Linked DNA regions of Homo sapiens: region 2 is linked to region 1. A link is a contact called in ENCODE Hi-C or POLR2A ChIA-PET data. All regions are on one chromosome and are shown on one strand. Each heading gives the region's core, a stretch centred on a gene start or an enhancer-like site at or near the end of the contact. The rest is flanking DNA. Distances are from core to core; before and after follow the strand shown. Region 1 has its middle 4.7 kb from the start of FOXJ3. Region 2 has its middle 78 kb from the start of CFAP144.

Evidence for each region. A loop is a pair of places that touch in the nucleus more often than their neighbours do. ChIA-PET counts read pairs that join two places held with the same protein, here RNA polymerase II (POLR2A). Pooled maps may share reads with other maps.
Region 2: a map of B cell shows a loop between it and region 1 (5-fold over the local background). The contact joins two enhancer-like sites. A Hi-C loop is called at or near these places in 1 of 168 maps with a recorded cell type or tissue (B cell), 1 of 37 single-sample maps with no recorded cell type and 15 of 50 pooled maps. POLR2A ChIA-PET finds 5 or more read pairs at or near these places in 1 of 52 experiments (MCF 10A).

The regions. Positions count from the first base shown.
Region 1 is chr1:42,337,668-42,342,243 of GRCh38, reverse strand. No RefSeq gene overlaps it. Among named protein-coding and RNA genes, the nearest start is that of FOXJ3, 4.7 kb to the right of the region's middle. Within about 2 kb of position 2,048, at least 3 of the 41 ENCODE cell types and tissues checked have a DNase peak (open chromatin) inside an H3K27ac peak, as active enhancers do.
Region 2 is chr1:43,067,165-43,071,740 of GRCh38, reverse strand. No RefSeq gene overlaps it. Among named protein-coding and RNA genes, the nearest start is that of CFAP144, 78 kb to the left of the region's middle. RefSeq lists an enhancer at 1,280-2,247 and a silencer at 3,370-3,469. Within about 2 kb of position 1,865, at least 4 of the 41 ENCODE cell types and tissues checked have a DNase peak (open chromatin) inside an H3K27ac peak, as active enhancers do.

The DNA.
Region 1 (4,576 bases), core at 799-3,298:
TGAGCATGGCCCTTATCTCAAAAACAGGGACTGTGCTGGGCATGGTAGTTCACACCTATAATTCCAACACTTTGGGAAGTTGAGGCAGGAGGATTGTTTGAGGCCAGGATTTCGAGACCAGCCTGGGCAACATAATGAGATCTTGCCTCTATTAAAAATAATAATAATAAAAGAAAAGAAAAACAGGAGCTATATCTTAACATTCTTTGTAAGTTCCCCACCTTCTGGGGCATGACATGGTCCATGGCATTTATAAAGGGTTGTCTGAGCCCACAGATCAAGACTGACTGAGTTTCAAATTCTGTATTTTTATTTTATTTTATTTTATTTTTATTTAGAGGCACTGTCTCACTATGTTGCTCAAGGTAGGGTCTCTCTCTCTCTTTTATTTTTTTTGAGACAGAGTCTTGCTCTGTCGCCCAGACTGGAGTGCGGTGGCACAATCTCGGCTCACCGCAATCTCTGCCTCCTGGGTTCAAGCAATTCTCCTGCCTCACCCTCCTGAGTAGCTGGGATTACAAGCATGCACCACCACGCTCAGCTAATTTTTGTATTTTTAGTAGAGACGGGGTTTCACCATGTTGGCCAAGCTGGTCTTGAACTCCTGACCTCAGGTGATTCACCCGCCTTGGTCTCCCAAAGTGCTGGGATTATAGGTATGAGCCACCACTCCCGGCGGGTCTCTAACTCTTAGCCTCAAGCAATCCTCATGCCTTGGCCTCCCAAAGCTCTGGGATTACAGGTGTGAGCCACCATGCGCTGCCTCAAATACCTCAAATACTGTATTTTAAAGCCTTTCACTATACTACACCAATCATCCCATTCTCTATATCTTCTCATAATCCCCAAGCAATCTTTCTACCTGAAGATGACACCAGAAATTTGTGTCACTAAAGAGCAAGATTCAGAAAGTGTCTGCATTAGTCATTATAGGCTCTGTTATGCTATGGTATCAACCCCAAAATCTCAGTGGCCTAATCAGCAAAGGTTGTTTTTCTCGCTTATGCTGTGTCCTTCCCAGGTCAGCTGTGGCTTTGCTGCACATTGTCTTCACTCTGGGACTGAGGCTGATGGATTAGCCTCTATCCAGAATGTTGCTTGTCATGAGGACAGCAGGAAAGGAAAACATGGTGCAGCACATTGACTGAGAGCTTCCAGCTAGAAGTGGCTCATACTGCCACTCACATTTCATTAGCTAATGCAAGTCACACAGCCAAGCCTGCTGTCAATAGGAAATTACAATCCAATTCTGGAAGGCACAGTAAGTGTTTGGGAACAATTATATAGTCTTCCACAGGGTCTCTTTACCCTTTATTTGTGACACTTGGATGTAAACACACCTTCTCACAGTGCCTCACCCAGGACCTTACGACTCGCATATTGGTGTAAACAATCCTGCTGGTTTAGAGTCTTTGAAGGCAGGAGAGAGGGCTTAGGATCAGACAATTTTGGCTTCAAATCCTGCCTCTGACACTTAAAGTACTGAGCCTGTTTCCTCTTCTTTCACACGATGACCATCTTGTAGTTTTACTGTAAGGATTAAAAAAACCAAACAGATGCAAAGGGCCTATTGTGTTGCTACTCACACAAAGAACAGTAAATGTTAACTATTCCCCCACCAAACTCCATCTAGCATTGGGGTTTCTTGATGGTTCTTATTTAGCTCATTAGGCATGAAGTAAGCCAATTATCTTTGCAACTTTAAATAATTGTTTCTTACTACTGAGTTTGTACCAGAGTTTCAGGTTCCTTTGGGCTGCAAACCTTGGCTACTTTTTCCTGCTAACCAGGTTCCTTTCTATCATCCCAAAAGATATTGCTAACTAACTGGCAGAGAGATTTTCCTTGATCCTACTCTGTTTGAACATCCTCTGACTCACCCTTCCTAGTGCCACCCAAGTTTCATCTGCACCATTGCTTACACATAATACAAGTACTTTATTTACTTACGCATTTGTTAATGTTTGCTCAGCTGTCTTGGTGCCTTTGTGTCTTTCACTGTGCTTTTAATTAGCTCGGCTGATTCTAAGAGTGGAGGTAAGCCAAGGTTTGAACCAGGTGGTTACAAGGAACATGGAGATGGGTTGCAGGTGGGGGATGGCAGATTGTTATGAATGCACTAGTGCAAAATCATTGACAGCCTAGGAAAAAAAAGTATTTTAGGCTAATGCCTTCTACTGGGAAAAAATAAACTAAGCTACTCCTTTCTACTAATAATGATTAAGTAGTAGAGTCTTTGGGAAGGATCACATTTTGCCTTTACTGATATAATCTGAAGTTAACACCAAGCTACCAGAGGACAGGAACTTGATGGTTTACATAGAGTGATGTGGTCTAGCTGCATGAGTTAGTTATTGCCATCAGCCACCAATATTTAATGACTACTTATAAGACTATCACTTCTGTGGCCTCTACTTTTCTTGTATCTACCCAACCTCTTTGACTTTGCACAAGCTGTTCTCTGCCCCCAATTGCCTTTCTCTACTCCCAGTCTTGCTTCTATCTCTGCGTGGCAAATTCCTACTCATTTATTAAAATTTAGCCTTAACTTTACCTTTTAAGGATGAAGCTTTCTTTGGCCCCAGTGACTGTGCCCCACCCTCCACCTCATCCAATTTGACAGAATTAAGCTTTGCTTCTTTTCTGTTTCCATGGCACAAGTATAAATTTCTACCAAATTGCATTGGGATTAACTGTTTACATGTCTGCTTCTCTTTTATTCTCTTTTGACTCCTTGGTATTTAGTACAACATCTGGTATAGAGTAGGTGCTTGCTAAATGATTATTGAATGCTCTTTAAGTGTGCATAGCGACCAATGCCCAAGCATTTTCCTTAAATAGCAGTCAGTAGTGCTGAGACCTCTCAGATGGCCTACATATAGCCTTTTAAAAAACCTAATTCAAGAATTATAAAATATTAGATAAAGATACCCAGGAAATCTGGAAGGCTCTTCCCGGGCTAGGAATAATAGAAGGGGCTCTCTCGTGTTTTTCCCTCTCCCTCTTGCAAGTCTTGGCTCATTTTAAATTCATTTCTCATTTTCTGATTTCCTCTTACAATAAATACAGAGGGAGAAAAGGATCAGGTGAAGGCTCATTTATCTTAGCGTCTAGGTCATGTGAAGTGTTGAACACTCAGCTGTTGAAGCACTGCCAGTGTCCAATCAAGGTTTTTGTAGGGCTATTGCAGCCCAGCTCTGGGCTGTGTTCCTTTCAGAGAATTCAGAATTCAGATGAAGCTAGGACAAGATTGCAAACAATACAAAACAATAAAACCACTACTTCATTCCTCTGGGCAATCTGTGTCTTTTAAGGATCTGTCCCTTGAGCTGGATAATATCTCCTCTTTGAAGGCTATCCTGCTCTGCACCCTCCCTTCTAGTCCACTCCCGTCTCCCAAGACAGTCAACTACTATACTCTTTTCTGTGCTGACACTGGGACCTTATAAATAATAACAGCTGTCTTGGGGACCTTTATTTTTGGCAGCCTGTGCATGGTCTCTTTTGCTACATAGCTATGATTATTGTTCCCATATTATAGGCAGGGAAACAGAGGCTAAGAGAAACTAAATAACTGATGTAGGCACAAAGGAAGTAAGCTATGGAATATTAGACTTGAATCTAGGTCTGCCTTCTCAATCTAGGCTTTAAGCTTTTCCTCCTCACAATGTTCCAGAATTCCCCCTGCTGCTTTGGCCATCCTAGCTTTTTATTTATTTTTTATTTTTCTTAGAGTCAGGGTGTCACTTTGTTGCCCAGGTTGGTCTCAACCTCATGAGCTCAAGTGATCCTCCCACCTGGGCCTCCCAAAGTGCTGGGATTACAGGCGTTAGCCACCATGCCCGGCCTGCTTTATTCTTTCTTTCTTTCTTTTTTTCTTTTTTTTTTTTTTGAGGAGAGATACTCCTCCACTTTTTTAAATCTATATATTTAAGGTACACAACATGATGTTATGGGATAGTCAAAAAGTCACTATAGTGAAGCAAATTAACAGAGCCATCATCTCACACAGTTATCCATTTTTTTTGTTTATTGTGGCAAGAGAAGCTAAAATCTACTCATTTAGTATGAATCCCATATGTAATAAATTTTATTGCCCCTCCACCTTTTAATACCCTGGGACTCATACTTCTTTCCTTCCCAAAGGCTGCTGATCCCCACCTTCCCACCTCATTCTGGCAGCTATCCACCTCTGTTCTCTCTCCAGCCCTATCCCATATTAGCTCAGGATGAGCACTTCAGGGAAGTGCCTTAGAATTCCAGACAAGTGAGAGAAGCGGAGCTGCCCAACACTTGTAAGAGGTGGTGCTAAACAGGAGTTCAAGACAAGTCTGAGCAACATAGTGAGATCCCATTTCTATAAAGTTAAAAAATTTTTATAAAGGAAGAAAACCCCAAAAGCTCCAGACTTGGAGCTAAGTCTAGTTTCTCTCTCTTTTTTTTTTTTTAAAGACAGGGTCTCACTCTGTTACCCAGGCTGGAGTGCAGTGGCGCAGTCACAACTCACTGCAGCCTTGACCTCTTGGGCCCAATCCTCCCATCTCAGCCTCCCACATAGCTGGGACCAAGGATGCAC
Region 2 (4,576 bases), core at 616-3,115, 730 kb before region 1:
TCAATGCCAAAGCCCATGGCCTCTGTGCTGCCTTTTCCTCCACCTCTACCTCCTCACCTGGCTGTTTCCCCAGACGGGGCTGTCTTGACTGCTCCCTCCTTGAAGCACATTCTTCCCTCACCTTCTCTGACCACTGCTTACCTTGGTTTCCTTAGCCCCTGTGGCTGCTGCTTCTCCCAAGGGTCTGGCTCAAAAGGGGTTCCCTGGGTTGCAGGGCACCTTTCCTCTCTCTTAGGCTGGTGCATGACCTCACCCAAACCAGCAACTTCCAGCACCACGAGCAATGAGTGACCTGAGCTTCCCAAATCTCTCCCGGGCCCCACCCCACTACCCTCAGGCTGTCAGAAGCTGAGCCCCATCTCTCCCCAGTCTCCTCCCCATCCCACCAATCCTCCTCTGAAAATGGTTTTTCAGGTGCTGGTCACCCAGGAACAAACTCAAGGCCACTCAGTGGAGGGGGTTCTGCCCACCTTCCTGCAGCCCTGCTGAGGACTCCAGCCAGTTAACCCAGGGGACAGCGTCATGGACCTCAGCGTGGCATCTCATCCACATGATTCTCGTGGACTCCCCACTGGTGTCCCTGTCCTCTCTCTGTCCCTCTGGGCTAGCCTTAAATACAGGCCTCACCACCAGGAGCATCACAGCTATTACTGAGCACTGACCAGTGTCAGGCATTGAGGGCTTTGCCTGTATTCTCCTTTATTCCTCAAGACAAACATGGAAGGGAAATACTATCATTATCTCCATTTCTTTTTTTTTTTTTCTTAATAGAGACAAGGCCTCACTACATTGTCCAGGCTGGTCTCAAACTCCTGGACTCAAGCTATTGTCCTGTCTCGGCCTCCCAAAGTGCTGGGATTATAGATGCAAGCCACCATGCATGGCCTATTACCTCCATTCCAATGATGAGAAAAGTGAGGTATGGAGCGTTTAATCTGCTCAGGGATGTGTGGTTATACAGTTACCAAAGTCTTAGAGCTGGGATTGGAATACAAGATAATCTGATTCGACTGCAGATCATGTGCCCTAAACCACTCAGCTACATGGCAATTTTACCTCTTACCAGAATCACCTACAGGATAAAGTCCACATGCTTCCACCTGGTCTGCGGGGACCCTCATGTATAGCTCAGACACGCCATTTCAGTCCTAGGACCCAGTGTGTCCAATTGTCCCACTCTCCATTCTGACCGCACTCCTCAGCTGCCCACTTCCACACCTTAACCCATGTCTTCTTGCCACCCAGAGTCTCAACCCCACCTCCATATGTCAAAATGCTCCCTCCAAGGCCTTCTCAAATTCCTCTTCCTCTACCCAGGGTAGGTCATGCAGCATGATGGAGGAGAGGCCTGTGGTGATGGGGAGACAGCGGACCTGATAACATGGTCCTTGCCCTTCCAGAAGGTGATTGGGGGATCCAGATCCCTCACTCTGGGCCTGTGCCCTCATCTGTAAGACGGAGGGGGTGGGACTAGATAATCTTTAGGAGCCTTCTTGCTCTAACAGTCTGAGACCCTACTGCTTTCACCATCCCCCAAAATAGAGGTGAAGTTGCCTTTTTAAAATCCCTTTAACATTCACAGAATGGAGAGAATGTTGGGGCTGGGAGGACTTCAGAGGAAACTAATCTCGCCCTCTTACTTTTCCCCCAGGCCTGGCAAACCATCTGGGGAGTGGTGGGAGGGAGGCCATGCTCTCTGCTCCACCAAGAACCCATCTCAGCAGGTCCCCAGCCCTGCAGAGAAGGGGTGGGAGGAGCCTGGAAGGGCAAAAGCTGCAGAGCCTGGCTCTGGGCCGGGCCTGGCCTGCCCAGCTCCAGGAGGCCTCAGTAGTTTTCCATAACCAGCAGGCCCACAGCCCAGGACATGTGCTCCCCTCTCCCTTGGCCCCCTACATTCCTCTGCACATTCAGGCAGCAAAATGGCATTCAGGCTCTGTTGGGGGCGGAAACCCAGACACACACAAAGACTCATAGATACAGGTTCAGCCACAAACACACAGACTCGGAGAGATAACGCAGATCCTGGCAGGGTCAAGGTGCCCAGGCACAAACAGCACCCACAGATACAATACGCCCACCCCGCCAGAGCCACCACGATCCGTTCTCAGAGGCACATGTGCATAAGAACATCACAGAGATATTCATTCTGTGCAGACACACAGGCACATGCATAGCGGGAGGTCACGTGTCCACTCAGCAGTCGCCCCCATGCGCCTGCCATCCTCCCTCCTCCCCTGAGCCCCCACACTCCCTGTCTAGGTCAAATCTTGGTCAAGGAATGGAAAAAGTCCCAAGCCGCCGCAGTTGTAGGAGTCAGGACAGAAGCCAGACAGTCCCGGGAACCAGCCGAGCTCCCTTCCCGCTGAGAAGGTGCCATTTTTTAATTCCATAGAATTCACGGGACAATCCCCATCCTGTTCCTGGGAGGCCAGGGTGAGGCTGGATCCTGGATGGTTCCCCAGCCCACCCTCATGGCCTCTGGGGTTCCAGCTCCGTCCCCAGCTGCAGGGGGAGGGCAGAGGGACCTCTGGAAAGTCATTTCCCAGATGCATTGCCCTCCAGTCCCCTCTCCAGCCACCTGGCGCCTCCACCCTCACCCCATCTCCCTCCTTCAGCCCCACATCTGTCCTCCAGGAGATTAACGGAACTCATTCCTCGGGTCCACCACACTGAACCAACCAGACAGAAGGCCATGAGCAGGGGGACCCTGGGACGGGCCCATGGCAGAGCCTCCGGCTTGTTGTCAGTGATTACCTGGGGTCAGGGGTCTGCTGGGACTGCCTGGCCCCCATGTTTTGGAGCAGGCAGTCCTGGGCTCCAGTCCCAGCCTCACTCCCTTCTTGTCTTAGGACGTTGGGCTGGCGGCTTCAACTCTGAGCCTCACATTCCTTCATTTATAAACTGAGACTAATAACGCCACCTAACTCTCAACAACAAATACAGAGTTTATCATGGGGCGTCATTTAGAACTCTGGCTTTAACCAAGAAACAAGTTGTGCGACTTGGGCTAGTAATTGGACCTCTCCTAGCCTCGGCTTCTCTGTCCGGGAACGGTAGCCTTTGCTACCCTGGATGTACGGAGCAGACGGCCTTCCTGGGGGCCTCCCGCCAATGGGCTCCAATCCTCAGCGCCCACCTCGCCCCCAACCCCGCTTCCCGTTCCCTTGCCTGGCCCCAGCCGGCAGGGCTGTCAGCCGGAAGGGATTTGCAGCCCGAGAGGAATCAGCTGGGTCGGCACAGAGGCCGCCTTGTCCTGGTGGGGACCCGAGCCCGCGCAGTCACGTTGCTCAGCGGGCGGTCGTGGTGCCAGCGCCCAGCCCGCCCCCGCCGCCCCCGCCGCCCCCTCCCGGCCCGGGTGCGCTTCAAGGGCCGGCGCCGGATTTCCTGGCCCCGCGCCCAGCGCCCCGCGGGCTGTTTGGGAGCGCCCGGTGAGGGGACTGCAGGGGCTCCGAGGGCGCACAGCTTCCGTCCCAGCTCCCGCGCCGACTGGAAGCGGCCGGGGCGCACACCCCGCCTGCCCGCTCCCACCCTAGCCCTGCAAACTGGATCCCCTCCCCTTTCCCCCAAAGGGAACAGGCCTGGCCTCCTGCTCCCTTCCCCAGTCGCAGTCATCCCGATCGATGGTCACACATATCGGCAGAAAAAGTCTTCGAACTTGGAAGACCTCTCAGGATGAGCCTCACCGAGGCTGGATGGGGAGGAGGGAGGACTGGGTGAGTCCATTCCCGGTGTGGGCTCCAGATCTGAGTCAATTGTAGGCATCTAATCGGGATGTTCTGGGTCTGGGTTGGAAGCAGATCCAAATGGACCCGGTTCGGGTGTTGGGATCTCCTCTTAGTGTTCAGGGTTTGGGTGCTGGGACCCTCTCTGGGTGCTCGCATTTGGATGTTCGGTTCTTTACGGGAGTTTCTGGATGGCGTTGTAGTGATCCAGTACTGAGTTTGTAATGGAAACTCAGCCTGTGTAGATGCGTCTGGGTCAGGTGCTGGGACCTTTTCTCTGTGTTCAGAGCCCAGTTGTAAGTTCTCTCTGGGTCAGGTGGTTGGGGCTTTCTCTAGCGTGGGTGTTGGAGCCCATTCGGCCTGGTGTTCAGTGCTGGGTTCTTCTCTGGGTGTCCAGAGTCTGGGCTTGGGACATGCCTTGTGGATAAGGCCGAGGTGTAAGCAGCCACTCCGGGTTTGTTTGGGACTCCTGGACAGGGATAGAGTGCCCAGCCCCAGACCCTCCCATTGGCCAGAAGGCAGACATCACTGTTAAGCCCCTGCTCTGCATCACCAAGACCACTGTGGGACCAGCAAAAAGCCGGAGAAGGAGGGACTTGGCAGCTCAGCTTGACACCTCCGTCTTTAGAACCCAGGAATTGGAGGCAGAACCTGGACTGGAGCTGGAGTCAGTCAGGACCTCACTCTGACCAGAGACATGTCCCTTCCCTTCTCTAGCCTCAGCTTCCTCACCAATAAAATGAAAAGTTGGATTTTATATTCTCCAAGGCCCCTAGGGCATGCTCTCGCTAGTATACACAGACTCGTGCACACATATGTACGTTACTCAGTCCAGCCTTCCCACTTTGCCCATA